Regions from separate parts of the Mus musculus genome. Here region 2 is linked to region 1. The links are chromatin loops, found by intact Hi-C in ENCODE. Cell type or tissue: left cerebral cortex. All regions are shown on one strand. Links, peaks and the distances in the headings refer to the core of each region. The heading gives the core; the rest is flanking DNA.

The links. Hi-C counts contacts between places; a loop is a spot of excess contacts. Peaks named below come from ENCODE experiments on the same cell type or tissue, not always from the same donor. Only the 100,000 strongest peaks of a DNase experiment are listed, where the experiment ranks them.
Region 2: it touches region 1 in a loop (2.9-fold over the local background); 10 of 42 quality-filtered maps call a loop at or near these places.

What each region holds. Positions count from the first base shown.
Region 1 is chr9:109,980,644-109,992,263 of GRCm38, forward strand. The region is part of intron 2 of Map4 (microtubule-associated protein 4); the gene reads left to right. Among named protein-coding and RNA genes, the nearest start is that of Map4, 55 kb to the left of the region's middle. In left cerebral cortex, for the core only: CTCF peaks have their summits at 2,993 (motif pointing right) and 4,978 (motif pointing right); DNase peaks (open chromatin) are centred at 5,002 and 8,597.
Region 2 is chr9:109,925,746-109,937,365 of GRCm38, forward strand. It overlaps Map4 (microtubule-associated protein 4), which reads left to right and starts at 6,029. Exons shown (of 19, transcript NM_001205330.1): 1 at 6,029-6,195. In left cerebral cortex, for the core only: CTCF peaks have their summits at 6,139 (motif pointing left), 7,054 and 7,262; DNase peaks (open chromatin) are centred at 1,488, 2,490, 5,159, 5,903 and 2 more places; H3K4me3 peaks cover 2,604 bases; H3K27ac peaks cover 2,305 bases.

The DNA of each region.
Region 1 (11,620 bases), core at 1,495-9,494:
TCTGCCTCTGCCTCTGCCTCTGCCTCTGCCTCTGCCTCTGCCTCTGCCTCCCGAGTGCTGGGATTAAAGGCGTGCGCCACCACGTCTGGCTTTTTGTTTTGTTTTGTTTTGTTTCTTTTCTTTTTAATACTATTTTTGTTAAAGGTTTATTTATTTTATGTATATGAGTTCTTCAGATACACCAGAAGAGGCATTGGATCCCATTACAGATGGTTGTGAGCCACCATGTGGTTGCTTGCTGGGAATTTAACTCAGGACCTCAGGAAGAGCAGTCAGTTCTCTTAGCCGCTGAGCCTTCTCTCCAGTCTGATAATTTTCTTTTTATCACTTGATTAAATGTATCAATAATTCTATCTGAGCTTAGTTTGTCCCTAGGGATTAGCCAAGCTTACAGTATATGAAGCTCTGGGTTGGGTTTGAACCCCATGTAACTAGCTTGGTAGCAACACACCTGTAATCCTAGCACTTGGGTGAAGACAGAGGTTCAGAACTTTGCGATTTGAAGCTTGCATTGTCAGGTTCCAAGACTGAGCTGCATGGGACTGAGGGAGGGAGGAGGAGGATGAAATAGTACTCTTCAGGTTATGATTATTTTCATCTGAGGAGGAGGTGTGTACACTGCATGTGGAGGCCAGGGGACAGTGTTGGATGTTGTTTCTCAAACACCTTTGTGCTTGCTGTATAGAAGTCAAAGGACAATTAACAGGGTCCATGTTTTTCTTTTCACCTTGTGGATCCTGGAGGTTGAACTCAGGCCATTAAGTTTGGTGGCAAGTGTCTTTCCTTCCTCACTTAGCTATCTCACTGGGCCAGTGTTTGTTATTTTTATTGTAGTTTTTGTGACACTGTCCTTCACTGGCTTAAAACTGACCAAGTAGGCTAGACTGGTAAGCTTTAGAAATTTGCCTATTTCTGCCTTCCTCCCCTGCCATTTTACATTGATTCTGGGTGTCTTTCTGTTCCTTGCTTGCAAGGCAAGCATATTACCACCTGAGGTGTCTTCCTAGCCCCCCAGCCCTCAGCTGTCTTTTTAGGGTTGATGTGGGATTGACATCACTTTTGACTTTCTATAACCAAAGTGGAAAACCTGCTGGCTTTGTATGGGGAGACATACATACACTCTATCATGTGAAGAATTGAGAGTAGAAGATCTTACCATATTCACATAAATATTGGCTCCAAGGAGAAAATTGGATTTCTTAATGGAAAATAGTTCACAGTGGTCCTTTAACTGACTCACATGAAAATAAGGGAAATTCAATAGGAAGTGGTAAGGCCTAATATTGTGGAAGCTAATGGGTAGCTGTGGTGTTCCTCCCACTCAACGGATTCTCTGCAGAGTTTGAAGAAGCTTACTTCTTTTCATTTCTTTTCTCTTTTCTTTCCTTCCCTTTCTTCCCCTTCTCTCTCTCTTTCTTTCCTTTCCTTTCCCTTTTTCTTTTTCCCTTTCCTCCCCTTCCCCTTTCCTTTTTTTGTTTTCAAGACACAGTTTCTCTGTATAGCCCTGGCTGTCCTGTAACTCACTCTGGCCTCAAACTCAGAGATCTGCCTGCCTCTGCCTCTCAAGTGCTGGGATTAAAGGCGTTGCCACCACTGCCTGGCAGAAGCTTATTTCTTAATTTTCTGTTTTCTTATAACTGGTTTATATTCCCACAGTTTAGGACTGATACAAATGGGTAAAAATAGGGAAGTATGGGCTGGTGAGATGGCTCAGCAGGTAAAGGCACTGGCTGTTTGCTCTTCTGAAGGTCCTGAGTTCAAATCCCAGCAACCACATGATGGCTCTCAACCAACTGTAATAGGATCCGAAGTAATAGGATCCACTCATAGGCTCTCTTCAACTCTTTTGCATGACCCCACAATGGTTTTGGGCCATCAATTGCAACTGAAGCTGCACCTACACCAATAGCCTTTCATGACTTCTCACAGTGCTGGGCCTCAGCTGCTCTTCATGACCCCTTCATGTCTCATAACCAGTACCACCTGGGTGACTCTTATACATTACCAAGTCCAGCTGCAGCATGAAGTACATCCTTGGCTATCTCTGGAAAACAGCTCTCAAAAAACACTTCCCAGAAGATTTCACCTCTGTGATGCTGGTCTCTTCTTAATTAACACTAATTTCTTAGTTCCAGCTAACCAGCATCAATAGTCCCAGTAACACAAAGATTTGCTTTAGTAGTTCTGGTATCTTGTTAATCACAGCCGATTCTTCAGCCCCAGCTAACCAAAACCACAGAATCTTCACAATCAAAACATCACGACCCTGATAAGAGTCTTTCCTCTGAAATTTTACAAGGCTGGCCTCCATCATTTGCACTGTTCTCAACATTATCTTCCAAGCTCCTACAGAATATCCGCTTCAATGGCTCTTCTAGCCCAAAGTCCTTCCACAGTCCTCCCCAAAACATTATCAGGTTGTCACAGGAATACACCACTATGCTGGTACAAATTTACTGGTCTTGTGTGTCAACTTGACACAGGCTGGAGTTATCACAGAGAAAGGAGCTTCAGTTGAAGAAATGCCTCCATGAGATCCAGCTGTAAGGCATTTCCTCAACTGAAGCTCCTTTCTCTGTGATAACTCCAACTTGTGTCAAGTTGACACACAAAGCCAGCCAGTACAATTTCCAGTGCCCCTTTATGGCCTCTGCATGTGATGCATAAACATCCATGCATGCAAAATAATGATAGTAATAATAAAATAATGTAAAAGTAAGAATCAATATATCTAAATATTTAAAAAAGATTGTATTATGTGTGTGAAGGTTTTGTCTGTGTGGGTGTATGGGTATGCTACATGCATACCTGTTGAGTCTACTGGAACTGGGTTTGTGACTATTTATGGGACACTTTATACAGGTGCTGATTACTGAAACTGAGTTCTCTGCAAGAGCAACAAGTGCTCTTAACCTCTGAGCCATTTCTGTAGCCCCGCCAACACAGTTCTTTTTAAATGTATATTGAGTGTTTTGCCTGCCAGTATATGTGTGCTGTGTGCATGCCTGGTGCCTGTAGAGGCCCGAAGAGGGTGCTAGATCCCCCGAACTGCTGTATAGTAAGGATGGTTCTAAGCTCCTATGTGGGAACTTTGAACCGAACCTAGATCTTTTGCAAAAGCACCAGGTGTTCTTAAACACTTAGTCATCACTCAGTCCCAAGAACCAGTATGTTTTAAGAAAAAGATTTATAGCCAATCAGTGTTGGTGCATTGATTTAATCCCAGCACTCAGGTGGCAGAAGCAGGTGGATCTCTACATTCAAGGCCAACATGATTTACAGAGCTAGTTCCAGGACTGCCCAGAAACCCTATATTAAATAACAACAACAAAACAAAGAAGAGAAATGAAAAGGATTTATTTTATCTTATTTTCATTTATGTTTATGTATTTGTATGAGTTATGCTATGTTTGGAGACCATAAGGTGCCTGGAGTTATTAGAAGCAGTTGTAAGCTGCCCTACATGGGTTCTGAGAACTGAATTTGGATTCTGTGCTATAGCAATAAGTGAATTTAGACAGTGGGTCATCTCTAACCACAAGTAAGTTACTTGGAATAGTTTTTAGGCATTATGGAAGAAGAGCTCTAAAGACTTATTGTTACTTTGGGTCTTAAGGTGTAGCCTATGCTGTTCTGGAGCTTTGGCTCTCCTGGTTCAGCTTTCTCTGTGTTGGGATTGTAAGCATGTTCCTCAAGGCCGATTTATTAACCCTCATCATTTGTGTTTGATTTTACTTTTTTTTTGGGTGCTCAAAGTCGAGGTATACACCTTGAGTTTGTGTTTTGTTTTTGGAGCAGGCTTGGTTAGGTTCTCACTTGTTTGATTGTAGGCTCGGGCCAATCAAGGGAAGTTTAAAGCATTGTCCTCATATCTAGATATAGAGGGGGCAGCTGAATGAGCTATGCGTGTAATAGAACAGTAGTTGACTTTATTTCCTTTAATTCTTAAATGACCACCCTGTCTTTAACTAAAAAGTGAGCGGTAAACCATGCATTGTCATCCACACCTATGAGATCCTAGCTTGATAAAGAAATTAAGGTGGTTACATAGGCTTTTCAAGGATAACCTGGGCTACAAGAAACCTCATCTCAAAACATAAAATGAGATTAGTTGATGAAAAGGAAAGTTGCTTTTTTCCCTATGTACAATTTTTTTTAAATAAACATGATGGCACCAGCGCCCCCTAAGAATCCTTTTCTGTTAAAGCGAGGAATGCATTTCTTTTTTTTCTTTTTTGTTTGTTTGTTTGTTTGTTTTTCGAGACAGGGTTTCTCTGTGTGGCCCTGGCTGTCCTGGAACTCACTCTGTAGACCAGGCTGGCTTCGAACTCAGAAATCCGCCTGCCTCTGCCTCCCGAGTGCTGGGATTAAAGGCGTGCGCCATCATGTCCGGCCTGAGGGATGCATTTCATGAGTGGGTGCAGTGGCTTGCTTGTTGTCTACTGCGTTTGAAATTGTTTCCAGATGTATTGCTCTTCCCTGATTACTCCTAAACTGCCCAATGCCTAGGAGTTTATTATCAGTACTCTGTGCCTCGCCCTTGCATGCCTTTCAAATAGCAGTAACAGATTCTGTGGCTGTCTTATGCTAGTGAGTACCTTACTCATTGTTGGCTTCCACAAGCAGTTAGCAAGTTTGTGGGCAGTTCGCTTAAGACTTTATTCTGTGTCCCATTTGTAAGATAGAAATTAAGACTAAGTTCTTTGAGGCTAGCATTTTTGTAGAATAAAAAGTTAGGTGGTGGTACATGCCTTTTATCCCAGCATTTGGAAGGCAGGTGGATCCAACCTAGCCTGGTCTACATAAAAAATATAAGGAAATTAGTCTAGGATAGCGCTCCTCAAGGATGAGCCTTGGTCCAGCGTTTTCAGGTCATGTGCAGAGTACAGAGGATAGGTTAGAGGATGTCAGTCAGTCTGGACAGACTAGTGGACAGACTGCATGTGACTTGGCCTTAATGAAATAGTGCAGTCTGCCAAATTTGCCACAAGAGGGTGATGTTGGCAAGAGTCTGGCTGCGCTGAGCCTGTGCTCAGTCTTTCTGCTTGGCCTGAAGCTTTCTCCTGGCTCACAGCACAGCTGCCACTCGGCTCCTTAACCCTTTCCTTTTTGTTTTTTGTTTTGCTTTTTTTTGAGGCAGGGCTTCTCTGTGTAGCCCTGGCTGTCCTCAATTATAGCTATTTTCTTTTTTCTCTCTTTGTGTGGGTTTTTCTCTTGTCTTCTAACAATATCTTTTCTGACTCAGCTCAGCTTCTCCTGGCTCAACTGTCACCTTCTCAATTATCACCTTTCACTGTTTTTGACTTTACTCTTCTGCCACCTGAACTGTACTTACTCTGCCCTACTCTTCTCTGACCCTAGTCCAATCCTCCTCTAATGCTCTACCGCGCTCTGTCTCTGCTGACTTGGCTCTGCTCTGCTCTGCTCTTCTCTTCTCTTCTCTTCTCTTCTCTTCTCTTCTCTTCTCTTCTCTTCTTTCTTTCTTTCTTTTTTTTTAATTTAAGTTTTTAAATTTATGTATGTGAGTATATTATCGCTGTCGTCAGACACACCAGGAGAGAGCATCAGATCCCATTACAGATGGTTGTGAGACACTATGTGGTTGCTGGGAATTGAGCTCAGGACCCCTGGAAGAACAGTCATGCTCTAGCCCTTCTGTTGCCTTTTTATATCCATTTCTTTTCTTTCTTTCTGTTTTTGTTTTGTTTTGTTTTGTTTTGTTTTTCGAGACAGGGTTTCTCTGTATAGCCCTGACTGTCCTGGAACTCACTCAGTAGACCAGGTTGGCCTCGAACTTAGAAATCCGCCTGTCCCCGCTTCCCGAGTGCTGGGATTAAAGGCGTGCGCCACCACGTCTGGCTAACTTGAGTATTTCTTGAACCATTTATAATCCTGGACTGTCTTATCTTCTAGCATCTTATTTTCTGGAGTTCCTTGTCAAAGTCTCTTAATCTCTCTTCCCTCAGTTCTGTGAACCTTTGGCTTACTTATAGTTCTGACTTGGGCATGCAGGATGTGGTATTCAGCAGTCTGTCTTAAAATTCTTCACATAGGCCTATTGTTGCTCTGCATTGTAGATGGCCTCTGTATTGCTGTAGACCAAAGTCCTGCTCATAGACCTTTCAGTGGTTAAGGATCGAAGATCTCTTGACCAGGATTTTTTGGCTCGAAGGCAAAGGCAGTGACTGGTCAGGTTATCTTCTCAGAAGATCTCCCGATCAACTCTTAGCTTTGTTTGATGTTATCACAGCTTTTTGTTTCCTATAGAAAGATAAACAAATCCATGTCCCCAATGCAAGATATTCTTGGATTCCGTTCTGATGTTAATACATCCTTATAGTATATAGACTGAGTTAATTCCACAATTTTTTAAAAATAACCCTGTGTCTCTCAGCTGCTGTTGTTCCTTTCTCATTAACATTAGGAAATTTAAACAGAGTACTATTTAGTCTATCCTAGAGGGTCTTTATTCTTTCTTTTTGTTTTATAAGCATTTCTTTTAAAATACAATTAGATCTTTCTATAATTGCCTGTCCTATATGATTGTTTGGTATACCTGTAACATTATATTATAATTTGCAAAGAATTGCTTCATCTTTCTGGATATATATGTAGGGATATTGTACAGGAATTCCTATATTAGTGATTACTTCCAGTAAATGTATAATTACAGAATCAGCTTTTTTTTTAAGATTTATTTATTCTATGTACTTAAGTACATTGTGGCTCTCCTTGGACACACCAGAGGAGGGCATAGGATTCTATTACAGATGGTTGTAAGCTAGCTACCATGTGGTTGCTGGAAATTGAACTTGGGACCTCTGGAAGAAGAGCCAGGGCCCTTAACCCCTGAGCCATCTCTCTAGCCCCAGAATCAGCTTTTTCAAAACTCATAGCCGCTGGGTGATGGTGGCGCACGCCTTTAATCCCAGCACTTGGGAGGCAGAGGCAGGCGGATTTCTGAGTTCGAGGCCTGGTCTACAAAGTGAGTTCCAGGACAGCCAGGGCTATACAGAGAAACCCTGTCTTGAAAAACAAAACAAAACAAAACAAAACAAAAAACAAACAACAACAACAAAAAAAACTCATAGCCATTGCACATTGAAACCCTGAGTATAATCAGTGGTATGGTGTACAAACTTTAGTTTCCTAAATTCTGAAAAATGAAACATACCCATTGTGGGTGCTGAGCCCCTGGATGTGGCCTAGTGGATGGTAAGCAAAGCCTCTAAGCTCCTCTGTAGTACTAGTGACCATGTACACTGGCATACTGTGCACACAAAATAGAGGATCCTAGCAAACTACTGGAGCCTCAGGATGGCCCAAAACAGTGCAGTGGGTGCTTCAACCCTCCATCTATATGGAAGTCCACGTGGGTGCTGGCAGCCTGGCACCTCCCCATAATGCCTGTGAGATGGTTGACTATTCTAGAGCTTGTGTCAATTCTCTATTGGCCCAAAGGCCATATAAACACTCTTGCTGCTGTGTAGCACAGTAGATCTGCACCTTAGTGCTGGTCTCTGGAGTCTTGTTTCCTGGGTTTGAGACTCCACCTCTCTCACCCCCTCCTGAATCCCAGTTTCCATAATCCCCTTGCCAGATTTCATTTCTTTTGTTGCCTTTAGGAGTTACTTCCAGTAGGTAATGGAGTTTGATTATTGTTATAGAATATTTGATCACATTGTGAACCCCAGGATTGAGAACTGGAAAAACCTTGTGTGGCTCAACCCTAGCACACACCTACCTACCTTCCTTCCCCCCCCCCCAATTCTTTCTCCTCCCCTTCCCCTCCCCCTCCTCCTTCTCTCCCTCCCTTCCTTCCTTCCTTCCTTCCTTCCTTCCTTCCTTCCTTCCGGCACACATCTTTAACACAAGAGCTAAACAAAGTCAACCCTAGGTTAAGATGAGGAACAAGCAATCAGTTGACAGGGAGTAAACAGAAAAGTAAACAGAAAGGAAAGAGATTAAGTTAGGAAGTATTTAAGGAAGTTGTAGAGGAGAATGGACTTTTTCCTTCTGGGATTTTTTAAAGACAAAAATGGGAGGGGGTATAGGAATAATAGGGAAGAAAGGTAGATAATTGAATCTACTTTTACAGATATTGATACAAAATTAAGGTTGTATTTGGTTGCATTGGTATAGATCTTTGTATATGATACAAAATTAAGGTTATATTTTAGTTACAACATACTATGTATCAACTCCTTTTAAGATATTGCACCTTTGTGATTCTTAAAAATGCAACGTAAAGTTCTTGTCCTTTTGAAAGCTACCAGTACAAGTTGTTTAGGATAATTAAGAAATGCAAGTCAATCAAACTTGTAGTTTTGTTAGGTATTAGTTTATGGATCATGGATGTTTTCAAAGTTAATCAGAGAGTACACTAGAGACAAGCAACGTTTCCCTATTCAAATACACTGAGATAGATGGCATTTAAAGATGTTTTATTAGCTTAAGACTTTTTTGACAATGAGACATGTCACATTCTGGCAGTACCCCCATACAATTTCAAAGAAGATAATGAACATTGAAGAACATCCTTGTGGAGTTTGCTTCAAATGTGGCAAGCTGCCACCAGGCAAGAAACTGGCCTTGCTTCAAACTGCTGACTGTATGCTGTCCAAGCTGTGGAAAAAAAGCAGGACACAAAGAAAGTGAAGTGCCAAATGTGCCAGGACAGCGTAGAGAAGTCCTTCATGATTCCTGTTTCACAGAAAAATCTGTGAGATATTCTGGACCAGTAGGCCAAAGAAATGGATGTTCCAAAGTTGCAGAGGAATTTTGGGTGATTGTAAGGGAGCTAGCAGTATTTGTCCTTTCTGTAGTTATGAAAGCTGCTTACTTAGCATTTCTTGCTTATTCAGGTAATATTTAGCCTTTTCATGTCTCTGATAGGGTTGGAGACTATCGTTATAGTCTCATAGTTAAGCTTGAGTTCTTTAGGAATTAAGAAAATATTTTAAGATCTAAAAAGATGTTTTTATGTTGATAAATGCAAGTTATGATAGAAAATGATTTAGGTACAGAACTTTTGATTTACCAAGATAGGATATATAGTAGAGTACTTTCTCCAAGGTTGCCAAATACAAATGGACTGGGTATTATGAATGTAATTCTTACCAGAGTATATAGCTTACCAATGTTAGAGAGTCTTTTATTTAGACAAAAAGGGGGAAATGTTGCAAGATATTTGAACACATTTTGAACCTCAAGATTGTAAACTGGAAAAACCTTGTTGTGGTGTAGCTTAGCCCTAGCATACACCTGTAACCCAAGAGCATTCTGGTATTTGTAAACAAGCATTTGTGGTGTGGCTCAGCCCTAGCATACACCTTTAATTTGAAAGCTAAACAAAGTCAATGCTAGGTCAGGAGGCAGAGCATGCTTGCCAACTGACAGTGGATGACAGTGAAGTAAACAGAAAGGAAGACCTTTCTTTGATGTGAAGGGTATTTAAGACAGCATGGAGAAGGAGAAGGGCCTTTTCCTTCTGGGATGTCTGTGGAGTAGGAAGGTCAGCTGGGTGAGTTCCTTGCTTCTCAAAGCTAGCAGGTTTTCACCACAGCATTTGGCTCCTGAATCTTCATTGGTATAATTGAATGGCTGGGATTTTTGTTTTAAAAACCACAGGTTATACAAAGAACAAGTAGGACATTTTCTTATATATTTCTTGGCTTGTTTCCAGGTGATCGGTATATTTTTAAAAAACCTTTACAGTTAACATGGTGTTTTTCATGAAATATTGAGGCTTCTAATAATACATTTCCTATTACATTAATAATTGCTCAGTTTCTTCATTTCCTTGTACTAATGGACCTGGCCAGCCTGTATAAGACCAAATATGGGTGATATATAATGGATAGTTTCTATTTCTGATTGCCTGTTGCATAAATAACAAGGTTAATTCTGAATTATCTGGAATAAATCCAAGAGTATCTACATGCAAAACAACTCTTTCTGCATATTGAGAGTCAGTAATTATATTAAGAGGTTCAGGAAAATCTAATAATGCCATAAGAATTGCATACAACTCTGTTGACCTTAATCACATGGGCTTTGAATTACTTTGCTTATTTTTTCTGACTTACATAACCAGCTATTCCCAACTTACTTGCATCAGTATAAAATGCAGGTGCTTCAGGAATTAGTATTCCTTTTATAATATGTGGGGGAACCCAATTAGTTCTTTTTATAAACTGGAGTCTTGTTTTTAGGATATTTACTGTTGCTACAAGCTATTTGCCAGTCTTCATTGGTTACCTATAATGAAGTAATCTCAGTGTTAGTATATGACAGTAGGATTTCTACTTGTTCTATTCCAGACAATTGACAGTCTTATTCTTCCTTTCATAATTAAATCAGAAACCTTTTCTATATAAGTCTTTAATTTTTTACTTTGTATGCTACGTAAACCCATTCTAAAATACTACCTTCTCTTTGCATAATGAGCCCCGTAGGAGAATGAATTGAAGACAAGATAACCAAAATACAGTCTGGTTTGCGACCTATATGATCCACATATGCATTCTGCTGTCTCTTTTCTACTAAAGTTAACTCTCTGCTCTCTTTGCTAGCCATCTTGTACTATCTAAGTCTGAATTTCCCTGTAACATTTGAAACAAATTATTTAACACTTTAGTAGTTCATCCAGTAGTGAGCTGTAGCCAATTAATAACTCAAATTAATTTTTGAAAATCATTGGGTTTGAAACTGATCTGTCTCTTTTGTGGTTGAAATTTATTTTTATTTTATTGGATTTATTATATAACCCAAAATAACCCAGATCTCTACTCTGCTTTTTTCAGAAGCAATCTGCAATCCCCAGTAAGGTGAAATTCTTTTTGTTTCACTAAACATTTTCTCTAAAGTATCTGCATCAGAATCAGCCAACAAAATATCTATGTAATGATAAATAATGGATTGAGGAAATTGCCTATGAATTATTTCTACTGGTTGTTGCATAAAATAGAATTGTACCATTTAACATTCCGGGTGGAAAAACTTTCCACTGACACCTTTTTTGTACAGGTTGAACATTATTATACATAGGCACTGTGAAGCCAGTTTTTTTCTTTATCTTGCTCTTGCAGGGGGATAGTAAAAAAGCAGTCTTTTAAATCAATTACTATACCTTAGGTAAAGGAACTCCAGGCTGTGATGGACTACTCTACTCAGGGCTCTCAAATCTGTTAACATTCTCTATTTCCCCCATTTCTTTTTTATAACAAACGGGGAAATTCCATGGGCTGGTAGACTCTTCTGGATGTTGAGCCTCCAGGTACATTAATTAAGCATTAATTAAGTTTAAGGCTGTTCTGCTCACACAGGCTTCTTTCACTTAGTCAATCGTTTTAAGGGTAGGGGCCATTGGTCTAATTTCAGCAGTTCCCCATCCTACCCCACTTTATACATTTGGAAACCCAGTCACTGTTGTGATCTGGTTTTGGACAATCTGCAGTCTGTGATTTTGTAGCTGGCTAGAATGTACACCAGAACATTTCTTTCAGAATCCTGTAGATTTCCTATTGGCAATATCTTACCAATAAGAGTTGACCGTGGGCTGGAGAGATGGCTCAGTGGTTAAGAACGGTTAAGCCACTGCTTTTCCAGAGGTCCTGAG
Region 2 (11,620 bases), core at 1,378-9,377, 55 kb before region 1:
TGGGCCAAGCATTCAAACACATGAGTTTTTATGAGTTTCTATGGGGGCTATTCCTATTCAAACCACCATAGTGACACTTCCTATAATCCCAGCATCTGAGCACTTCAAGAGTCTAAGGCAGGAGGATACTGAGTTGGAGGCCAATCTAGGCTCTGGGAAGGTAGAAAGATGAAGAATTCACGGTTGGCTGGACTTGGCAGTTTATTCCTTTAATCCCAATACTTGGGAGGCAGAGGCAGGTAGATCTCTGAGTTTGAAGCTGGACAGGTTTACTTGGTGAGTTCCAAGTCATCCAGGACTACATAGTGAGAGTGTGTCTCTAAATAAATAAATAAATAAGTAAATAATCAAGGTCATTCTTAGCTCAGAGGAGATCTGAAAGCTAGCCTCGGCTAGAAGACTAGTCATTCATATATATATATATATATATGTATATATATATGTATGTGTGTGTGTATACACACATACACACACACACACACACACACACACACACACATACACACACATATATATCAGGAGCTGTAGCTCAGTTTATAGAATGCTTGCCTAACATCTATAAAGCTCTAGTTAAATCCCAGCAGTACACATAGATGTGCATACCTGTAGCACTAGCATAGGAGGACAGAAAGGTTATCCTTGGCTATGTATAGAGTTCTAGGCCAACCTAGGACACTGGAGACCCTGTGTCAGAAATGCAATGCTTGGTGGCATATGCCTTTAACCCCACCACTCAGAATCAGAGGCAGGTGGATTTTTGTGAGTTCAAGACCAGGCAGGTTTACACACAGAGCAAGTTTCATGAAAGCCTGTCTCAAACCCCTCAAAATAAATAAATAAATGAATAAATAAATAAATACACATAAGCAAACAAACAAATAAAATGAAGAAAAAGTAATTTGGAGCTGGAAACTAAGAGCGCGTCTTGTTTTTGAAAAGGAACTGAGTTTGGTTCTGTGTACTCATACTCACATCTGGTGGCTCACAACCTTCTGTAACTCCAGTTGCAGGGAATTTGATGCCCTGTTTGGATTCCTTGGGTACTTGTAGGCATGGCTACCCACACACATAAATAAAAATAATACATATTCTAAAAATATCAATCTTAGACTGCCATCCTCGGGAGGGTCCTTTGAGGGTCCACAACCCTCTCATTTGAGGATTTTTGAGGAAAAACCAGACAGCAAGTTCAGGAGCAGTACTGAATGCAGTGCACCATTGTTTTGAAACTAGAAACAACCTTCTCTGCCTTTGACGACTCTAGTAGAAGATAAACGAAAGGAAAACAGAACCAGAACCTGGGTAGGGTGACTTGTTGGTACTGGAATGCTCTAAAAGTGTGCGCCCCCACCCCCGTATCTACTGAGGGGGATTCAGGTTTCTCAGTCAAAGGAACAAGAACACCCAGCCAGCCATGAGGGAGGTGTCTTCAAGTGAAAGGAAATCCTAGTACAGTGGTCAGTGAGATCCAGACAGCAAGAAGCAGAAGAAATTGTCTGTTCCACTTCCCGACAGTCATGAGGAACGGAGGTCCAGGGGTTAGAATAGCTTACCCAAGGCTGCACCGTCTGCTCTACTGCAGGCCAGTCTGTAATTGAGACTGAGTTTCTAATCTTACAGTCCAGGCCTCTTACTCCTAGCACATCAGCCGGGATTGTGGTTGCTGCAGATGGCTATGGGTAGACGTCACCATTAGACGAAGGATCTATTAGCTTGATTTTTTTTAAAGAATTATTTATGTATTATATGTAAGTACACTGTAACTGTCTTCAGACACACCGGAAGAGGGCGTCAGATCTCATTACGGATGGTTGTGAGCCACCATGTGGTTGCTGGGACTTGAACTCGGGACCTTTGGAAGAGCAGTCTTAACCCCTGAGCCATCTCTCCAGCCCCTGTTTTGTTTTTTTAAAGACAGGGTTTTACTATGTAGCTGTGGATGGCCTAGAACTCACAGGGCTCCACCTGCCTCTGTTTTAAAGCTGGGGTTAAAGGCATACACCACCAAACTTGTCTTAAACTCAATATATAATCCAGGCTGGCCTTCAATTTGCAATCTTCCGGCCTCAATCTCACGAGTAGTTATAATTACAGGTCTGTAATTAGGATTAGCAAGAGGTTTTCTACTTTACAGGCAATCTAGAGCCACCTTAGGGACCTAGCTTCTTTTCAGTCTACCTCCTCACCCTTGTCTGTCGCTTCTGGCTTGTTTTAAAATGCTTCTGGCATTATAACCTTATTTCCATTTCAGACATGTAGAGGAAAGGTAACTGAATTGCCTTTTGTTCTTTTGTTTTGTTTTGGTCTCTTGAGCTGTGTTGTCAAACTTGTCCTTGAACAGTTGGTTCTCCTATCTGCATCTTCCAAGTGCTGGGTTATATTTTTTTTGTTTTTTAAAGATTTATCTTAATTATTTTAGGTATATGAGTACACTGTCGATCTCTTCAGACACACCAGGATAGGGCATCAGATCTCATTACAGATGGTTGTGAGCCACCATGTGGTTGCTGGGAGTTGAACTCAGGATGCCTGTAGAAGAGCAGTCAGTGCTCTCAAACACTGAGCCATCTCTCCAGTCCCTGCTCAAGGTTTCTGATTCACTAAATAACAGCTGTGCAATCTATAACAGATATTTTGCTTTTCTGGGTTGTATTAATGGTCTTTCTATGGTTATCTATTTATAGTTCTGTATCTTTCCCACAAAACCTTTACTTTTTTTGTTTATTTGATATAGGGTCTCATGTATCCCAGGCTGGCCTTGAACTCCTGATCCTCCAACTCCCACTTACCAAATAATGGAATTACAAGCACGGACCACTGGACTCTTATTATTGTTGTTTTGCTTCTTGGAGACAGGGTTTTTCTGTGTAGTCCTGGCTATCCTGGAAATTACTTTGTAGGCTGCCTGTCCCTGCTCCTGCCCCTGTCTCTGCCTTCTGAGTGCTGGTATTAAGGTCCTCTGCCTCTGCCTTCTGAGGGCTGGTATTAAGGTCCTGCACCATCACCACACAGCTTATTATTATTATTATTTTTACAGAGACAGTCTCAGCTGGGCTAACCCCATCATCTGGGAAGCAGAATCAGGTGGATCTCTGAGAGTCTGAGGCCAGCAAGGTTTACAAAGAATTCTAGGACAGTCAAGGCTGTAATATAGAGAAACCCTGTTTCGAAAAAACAAAACACAAAACAAAACTCAAAACAAAAAAGACACAGTCTCATTATATGGCTCAGGCTGTTCTTGACCTTAGGTGGCCTAGTTGACCTTAACTTGGTATCCAATTGCCTCAGCACACAATGCCAGGGCATCCTTTTGCTCTCTTAGGTTTTTTTTTTTTTAATTAATTAAAAAAAATTTTAAAAGATTTATTTATTATATCTAACTACACTGTAGATGTCTTCAGATGCACCAAAGAGGATGTCAGATCTCATTATAGATGGTTGTGAGCCACCATGTGGTTGCTGGGATTTGAACTCAGGACCTCTAGGAGAGCAAGCAGTCAGTGCTCTTACCCGCTACGCCATCTCCCCAGCCCTAAAATTTTTTTGAGATAGGCTCTCACCATCTCTCTGGCTTGCATGGAATAAGCTGTGTAAATCAGGCTGAACTTGAGCTCACAGAGATCTGCCTGCCTCTGCCTCTCAAGTGCTGGGATTAAAGGTGTGTATTGTTACATTAGGTTAGTTACTATGATTTTTTAAAATATGATTTAATATATATGAGCACATTGTAGCTGTCTTCAGACACACGACACACCAGAAGAGGGCATCAATTTCCATGACAGATGGTTTTGAGCCACCATGTTGTGGCTGGGAATTGAACTCAGGACCTCTAGAAAACCAGTCAGTGCTCTTAACCGCTGACCCATTTCTCCAGTTACTATGGCTTTAACAGTAAACTATGTCTACTAAATCGTAAGTAACTATGTATGTACTTTAGGACAGTTACTAATATGGATCTCATGTATATTATCATCATCTCCATTTACTGCTTAAATGAATGAGTATTGTGTGACAAAACTTTCCCTGGGGAAATGCAATACAGAAGTCTACTTATCCCAGAGAGGAAACTCATGACAAACCAAAGCCCAGCTTGGTGAACCAATTAGTTTTATTGGGGCTACCTTCAGTACTATGATGAAATATGAGTGAGGGGTTACTGACAGTAGCAGAAATGACTCAAAGACAGCTGAATCACCAAGGCCCACCCCAATACTGGTAACAACTCACAAATTGGGAAAACTGGGGCACACTGCATAGCCTGCAGGCCACTCAATGGGTTGAGTAAGTAAGGCTGGTCTAAACCTCTTCCAGGCGGCTTGGCTGGTCTCTGCTTCTCTCAGGCAGCTGGTCTGGTCTTAAGAGTCTGCAACTTTTGCTCTTCTGAGAATCTTCTTTACTGCGTAGGTCTTCTTTTCTGAGAGGGACGCTGAACTCTGGCAGGAAGTAGCCTAGTAAAACTAGATGGTTTCAGGGCCTTCCTGCTTAATGGAAAGTTCCAATCTTGGAGGAAACTGTTACACAATATCGATACAGAAAGGTTTAGAAGTCTTCCACAGGTTTACATAATTTGTTTAGCCATGCTGAGACTTCATCGGGAATATGGTATTTTACCTTTGGCATCCTATTAGTAACTTTATTGAGAGTGACTATTATCTAATTTTCATAAACGAGGAAACTGAGGCTTACCTTTCCTAAGGCTACAAAAGCACAGCTGTACTTCCTAACCAAGTTCTCCTGGTAACCCCTATATGCCTGAGTTTACAATCCTAGCACCTGGCTACTGAAGTTAAAGCCCCACTAGCCAAACATTGTCTTGTTGACACTGTGGTGTTACTAAACTTGCCTGTTAACATAATGAGAATGAGGAGTGCTGGAGAGAAAATTAAACTATTAAAGATAAGGCTCATAACTAAAACTACAAAGGGCACTGAGGATATATTAACCATGTAGGGCTCTTGTGATGATTAAGATATGTGGATCATGGAATAAGCATAAAGGAGTTGGGTATCACTATTTCTTCTGGACCAGTACTATGCACAGGCAATATAATGTGACCGTAGTGACACTCTAGAGGAGGGGGGCGGGGAGAGGAGAGTAGGAGGAGGTAATTTTAGCTGTGTATGGCGGCTCAAATTTGTAATCTCAACACTCAGGAGGCTGAGGCTGAGGGATTGCCATCACTCTGAGGGAGGTGGGTGATGCAAAGTGAATTTCAGGCCAGCCTGCGCTATGGTGGGAGGCACTGTGCAAAAAACCCAAAACAGAACAAAGGTGATCTTTAAGTTTTCAAGTAACTACGTTGAAAAAAGAAAAAAACTAAAAGAAACATGAAATTATTTAAGTTACTAAATACACTCCCAATTATATAATCAGTTTTTTCTTGTTTGTTTGTTTGTTTTTCGAGACAGGGTTTCTCTGTAGAGCCCTGGCTGTCCTGGACCTTACTTTGTAGACCAGGCTGGCCTCGAACTCAGAAATCCGCCTGCCTCTGCCTCCCGAGTGCTGGGATTAAAGGCGTGCGCCACCACGCCCGGCCCCATATAATCAGTTTTGCATTCAACAATGTTCCTTCTCAACTTGGTCCAGCCACGTTTCAGGCAGCTACTATGAGCTGCGCCCTCAGCTCCCAGTCAGTTCCTCGCGGTTAGCAGTGAACCCAAGGCCCCGCCCCCGCCCCTCCCAGATTACATCATAGAGCCCACCAGTCAGGGCCGGCGGGGCCCACTCAGGCCCACCCGTACGCAGGCGCGTGCGCCTGACACTAGCATCCTTTCTGCTGGAAAAGGAAGCGGCGGCCCTCTCAGAACGGCGGAGGCGGCCTGAGCCTCGCCATTCGCTGAGGCATCCGCGGGCGGGAGGCCGCAGTCTAGACCCCCGACGCGCGCCGCGCCAACGGTCCGCCACTCGTGCTGCTTCCACGGAGAGGGCGAGGAGTAGGGGCCGGCGTGGATTGGTTCGCGGCGCCTCGGCCCGCCCTTCGGTGGCGCCCATTGGCTGGGGCGGCACCCGCTGACGGCGAGCACGCTCCGCCTTCGTGCCGGCCTTCAAGAGGGCGACGAGGAAGCGGCCACCTCCCTGTGCCCCGCCCCTCCGGCTAGGTCTGTGGCTTCTGCGGCTCCTCCCGGCTGCTCCCGGCTCCTCTCTGCCCTCTCCCGGCTTCCTGCGGCTCCGGCTTGGGCTCGGCGGCGGCGGCGGGTAGGTGCGGCTGTGATTGAGATCGGAGGGTCGGCCTCCTCACTAACCTCCACGACTCCCGCCCAGGTTCTCGCGGTGGCCGCCGGGGACCCCGCAGGTCCCTCCCGAGGCGGGGAAGGGCGGTGGCTGTCCGCCTACGGGACGCCGGGGTGGTTGAGAGAGGGGGCCTGGTGGGGGGCCTGCGGGCGTGACCTTCGGAGTTTCTGAGACGCCTTCTGAGGGGACCGTAGGGGGCGAGGCGGGCGGAGAGATTTTGTATCAGGGCTTCGGAGGTTGTGGAGCCGAGGGGCTTGCCTCAGGCTGGGCATGTGCTGAGCCGGGACACTGAGGGTCGACTGCAGCCTGGGCCCTTGGGTGGGGTTCGGGATGCAGAAGGACGCCGGGGTCGTTTCTCCAGGCTTCAGGAGGGGCGTCCGTGTATGTGGGGACTGAGGCGAGCTCTGCGTGTCCCTTCTGGGGGTTATGGGTGGGGCCGAGGGGTGGTCTGGAGAATCCAACTCGAGCCCTTGTGTGCGTGGGTCCCGCACACTTTGGGGACTGACGCGCATCTAGTGTCTGGCTTCGGGAATGCAAAAGGGGTCACGTTAAGGGTGCGGAGTCCGGAAACAGGGACCAGGGCTAGCAGCGGCTGTCGGAAACGTTACTCGGAGCAGAGATTGTGGTTTATTTTAGCACCCGGGACGAGCTCTTTTGGACTGTTACTGTCGGAACTCAACTTTACTTGAGATTGCCTCCTGGGCGTTTTGGGGAGGGTTTGCTTATCTCTTGGATTGTGTAGATTAAATGCATTTGGTCTTTAGGGGAAGAGGCTGATTTCCCCACAGGTTTGTGTTTTAGGAATCCAGAACTCGCCCCCTCCTGGAGCGGAGTTGTAGCCTGTACTTCTCAGGCAAGATTAGTGTTACCCAGCCTTTTGCTGGAATCCCCCTTTCTCCTTGCCCTCCGCTGGTCCAGTTACAGAATTTCTCCCCAGGGCCTCTGCAGTGTTTCTTGCTCCCTGCGAGTGTCTCCCGCCCGTTTTCCTACTGCTGCGCTTTTGGCAACTGCCTCTGCTCTTTCCCAGGGATGGTTGTGGCATTGCATCAGGGGATATTTGTGCTTGTAATTTGCTCACTCAGCCCAGGAGGAGGGAGAATAGTATGGTGTAGAGTTGGGGGGTGGGGGTGGGAGGGTGACAAACGGGAGGGGGGCGGTTGCCGGCAGCTTGGCTGGGTAGGCAGAGCGATGGGTGTGGTAAGGGAAATACAGCTGCTCTAGGCCTATAGGGTAACACTGCCCAGTCATCAGCGCAGAGATTCAAAGACCAGCAGCAGCAGCTATTTTTATAAATCAATCCTGAATCCAAGCTGAGCACATGGATTTAGGGTGAACAGTTGTCATGCCCTGACTATGACAGGCTGAGTGTTTTGTAGACAACACTGCAGTTGCTAAGCAAGAGGCTGGATCTGTCTGTACTATGATGCAGGTACTTGCAACTTTGTAACTTTTTCTCCACTTTGGGGAATATGTTCATGGCTTTTCAATTGATGGAGTCTGATGGTCCATACCATTTCCTTCAAAGCTGATATTTTTAAGTCAGTCATAATCTCGTTTTACACTTAGCTTAAAGTAATTAAAACTATTGCTTTTTGAGCTAGTACCTACCATCTTTCAGGGGTTTACAAAAAAAAGGATTTATGTAGCTGTACATGTGGTTATGAGCCTTCATGTGGTTATTGGCAAATGAATTTTTTTTTCTTTTTAGGACCTCTGCTCGCTCGGGTTAACACTGCTTGCTCTCTGGTCAGCCCCTCTCACCCAGTCCCTGCTTGCTCTGGCTCAAAGATTTATTTATCATTATACATAGGTACACTGTAACTGACTTCATACCCAGCAGAAGAGGGCATCAGATCTCTTTACGGGTGGTTGCTGGGATTGTGAACTCAGGACCTTTGGAAGAGCAATCAGTGCTCTTAATCTCTGAGGCATCTCGCCAGCCCTTCCAGGGGCTTTTTAAATGAAAGCGAATATACTTGCCAGGCAGTGGTGGCGCACACCTTTAATTCCAGCACTTGGGAGACAGAGGCAGGTGGATTTCTGAATTTGAGGCCAGGCTGGTCTACAGAGTGAGTTTCAGGATAGCTAGGGCTACACAAAGGAACCTTGTCTCGAAAAACCAAAAAAAAAAGAAAAAAAAGGGGGGGGGGATATACTGATGGAAACACACTCAGCAGAGATTTATGAGTCAGGTTTCAGTACTTGTTGAAGTATTGATGCCTTGTACACAATTGGATTTAATTATCCACTGGCCCAAAAACACCTCCATTGTTCTTGGTAGCCTAATCAGTAAACCAGTTGATTATAGTATTACAATGAGGGCAATGAAAATGCAAGGGTGTGTCTCTTATTGTATTTATTTTACTTTTTTTTCTTTTTCTTTTTTTTTTTTTTTTTTTTTTGGTTTTTCAAGACAGGGTTTCTCTGTACAGCCCTGGCTGTCCTGGAACTCACTTTGTAGACCAGGCTGGCCTTGAACTCAGAAATCCGCCTGCCTCTGCCTCCCAAGTGCTGGGATTAATATTTTACTTATTTTTACATTTACTGTGTGTGTGTGTGTGTGTGTGTGTGTGTGTGTATGTGTGTGTATGTGCGTGTATGTGTGCACGTGCGTATGAGTGTGGAGGTCAGAGGACAACTTTGGGAGTCAGTCTCTATTTACCTGGGGTTTGGGTATTGAACTCAAATTCAGACTTGGCAGCAAGTGCTTTTATCTGCTGAGCTGGGCGGAGCTGTCAGGTCTTCTCACTATTATATCTTGCTTTTTTTCTTTTCTTTTTTTGAGTCAGAGACAGGGTCTCTCTCGCTCTGGCTGTCCTTGAACCCACAGAGATGCCCCTGCCTTGCCGCTAGAGACTTGTATTATTTTTTAAAATTTTATTTTATGTTTATTTATTTTATGCATGAGTGTTTTGCCTCTGTATGTGCACCGTGTTTAGTGCCCGTGGAAGTAAGGAGAAGGGGTTGGATCCCTTAAGGCAGGAATGGCTCTGAGCTACTATGTGAGTGTTGGGAACCAATCTGGGCCTTCTGCTAGAGCAACAATTGGTCTTAACCTCTGAGCCATTTCCCGTGCTCCTGTTTTGTAGACTTTTGGAGACAAGGTTTTTTCTGTAGCCCAGGCTGGCCTGGAACTTTACTATGTAGTCTGGCCTGGGCCTTAGCTGAGCTCAGAGCAATCCTCTTCATCCATATTCCTTTATTTTTTTGTTCTTTTGTTTTTGTTTTTTTGAGCCCTGGCTATTCTAGAACTCCATTTGTAGACCAGGCTGGCATTGAATTCAGAGATTCACCTGCTGCCTTAGTTAGATTAAAAAGCATTCACCACCGATGTGTGTCCATGTATACCCCACTCCAAGACAGGGTTTGTCTCTGTAGCCCTCCCTGGCTGTTCTGGAGCTCTGTAGACCAGGTTGGCCGAGAACTCAGAGATCCACTTGCTTCTGTCTCCTGAATGCTAGGATTAAAGGCATGAACCACCACTACCTGGCTGTGCTTAAGCTTTTCAAATGTTAGGATTATAAGCATATGCTTACTGTACCTAGATTGGGGTATGTTCCCAATATTTTCCCTTTTCAGGTTGAAAAACAAATCCATTCATATGTTTAACAGTATGCGTATGGTAAAATCTCAAATATACAAATAAGGTTACATTTTATATTAAAGTATTTTCTATTGTTTGCTGACAACTGAAGGAAGCACCTGGATTTTCTTTTTTCCGCTGAGATTGGGGTCTTGTGTTGCCCAGGCTGGTCTAAAAGCTCCTGGACTAAAGCCATCTTCTTGCTTGGGAATATCACAGTTCTATATCAGCATTCAGCTTTGGTATTATAGCTAGATAGCTTAGCTTTAGTTAGAGATTTGGTTCTTCCTAACTTTGCTTTCAAATTTGGTGATTGAGTTTTGACTGTAGACCTTTGTAGTTGACAATTTCAAAATTTGTGGATTATTATTATTGAGACAGGGTTTTATTATATATCCCTGGCTGGCTTTGAATTCGTGTGACACTACACTCAGTTCAAGGGCTAAAGCTTTGCACAAGGTAGGGAAATCTCTGCTGCTCAGCTGTATTCCCAATCTTATTATTTTTTTAATGTTAAGAATAGGTAGTTAAGGGCTGGAGAGATGGCTCAGTGGGTAAGAGCACTGACTGCTCTTCCAAAGGTCCTGAGTTCAAATCCCAGTAACCACAGGGTGACTCACAACCACCTGAAATGAGGTCTGACACATCTGCAGTCAGCTACTTATGTATAGTAATAAATAAATTTAAAAAAAGAATAGGTAATTAAATGCAAGAAAATCAGAGATGAGAAGTAGATGTAGATGTAACCTTTCTGAAGAAACTCATGCCTCGTGAGCCTGCCTGCCTCTGCTTCCCAGGTGCTGACAGTAGAGGCACGTGCCATCAAGCCTGCCATCAATCACTTTCTTTCTTTTACAGTGGCAAAAGGTTTTTGTTTTTTTGAAACAGTGTTAACCTATGCAGCCCAGATTTTTCTGTTTTACTTTTTTTTTTTTGGTCAGGGTTTCTCAGTGTAGTCCTAGAACTCACTATGTAGACCAGATCTTTTCTAACCTGAACCAGATCTGCCTCTGCCTCTAAAGTGCTAGGATTAAAGGTGTGCACCACCACAGCCAGACTTCTGTTTTCATTAAACAACTTAAAAAGTGTTGAAAATACTGACACATGTCACCACACTCTGTAAGAAATACAGCTTTAAAAAGTCTTTTGTTTTGAAACCATTTTAGATTTATAGAAGAGTTGAGCAGAACCACGTGGCCAGGAGAAAACTGCCAAGTAGCAAAGGGTCTCATAGCTGGGGAGTAAGTTAATATTGTGCTAGATCTGTCCAATCTAGGCACATAGCTTATACATATAATAGCTGGCTTATAATATGGGCTTATTGGGGTTGGAAATTACTGTAACACCATCCCAAACAAAACAGAGAACCAAAAGACAATGGACCCTGTCTCAAACATGGTAGAAAGCGTACCTGAAGTTGTTCTTTTAGAAGGCATACCTGAAGTTGTTCTCTAACATACTCATATCTTTGCATTCATGTGCTCACATTCATTCACACACCCAAATGTGTACATGGACACACACACATACCCCAGAGAGAAAAGATAGAACTCTATGCACTCTTAACTTCTCATCTATCTCCACCCGCCCTCTTTCCCTCCTTCCCTCCTTCCTGACATAGGTAGGGTCTTATGAACCTAGGTTAATCTGGAAATCCCTGTATGGCTCAGGTGGCTCATCACTCCCAGTTTCTTTGTCACTCTAAGATGTTGCTTTTAATTGTAGATGTTTTGGGCTGAGCAGTTTTTGCAGGTATTTCTCAAGATAATAACTTCACAGTTGCTGGCTCCAATCCTTTTATCTTTT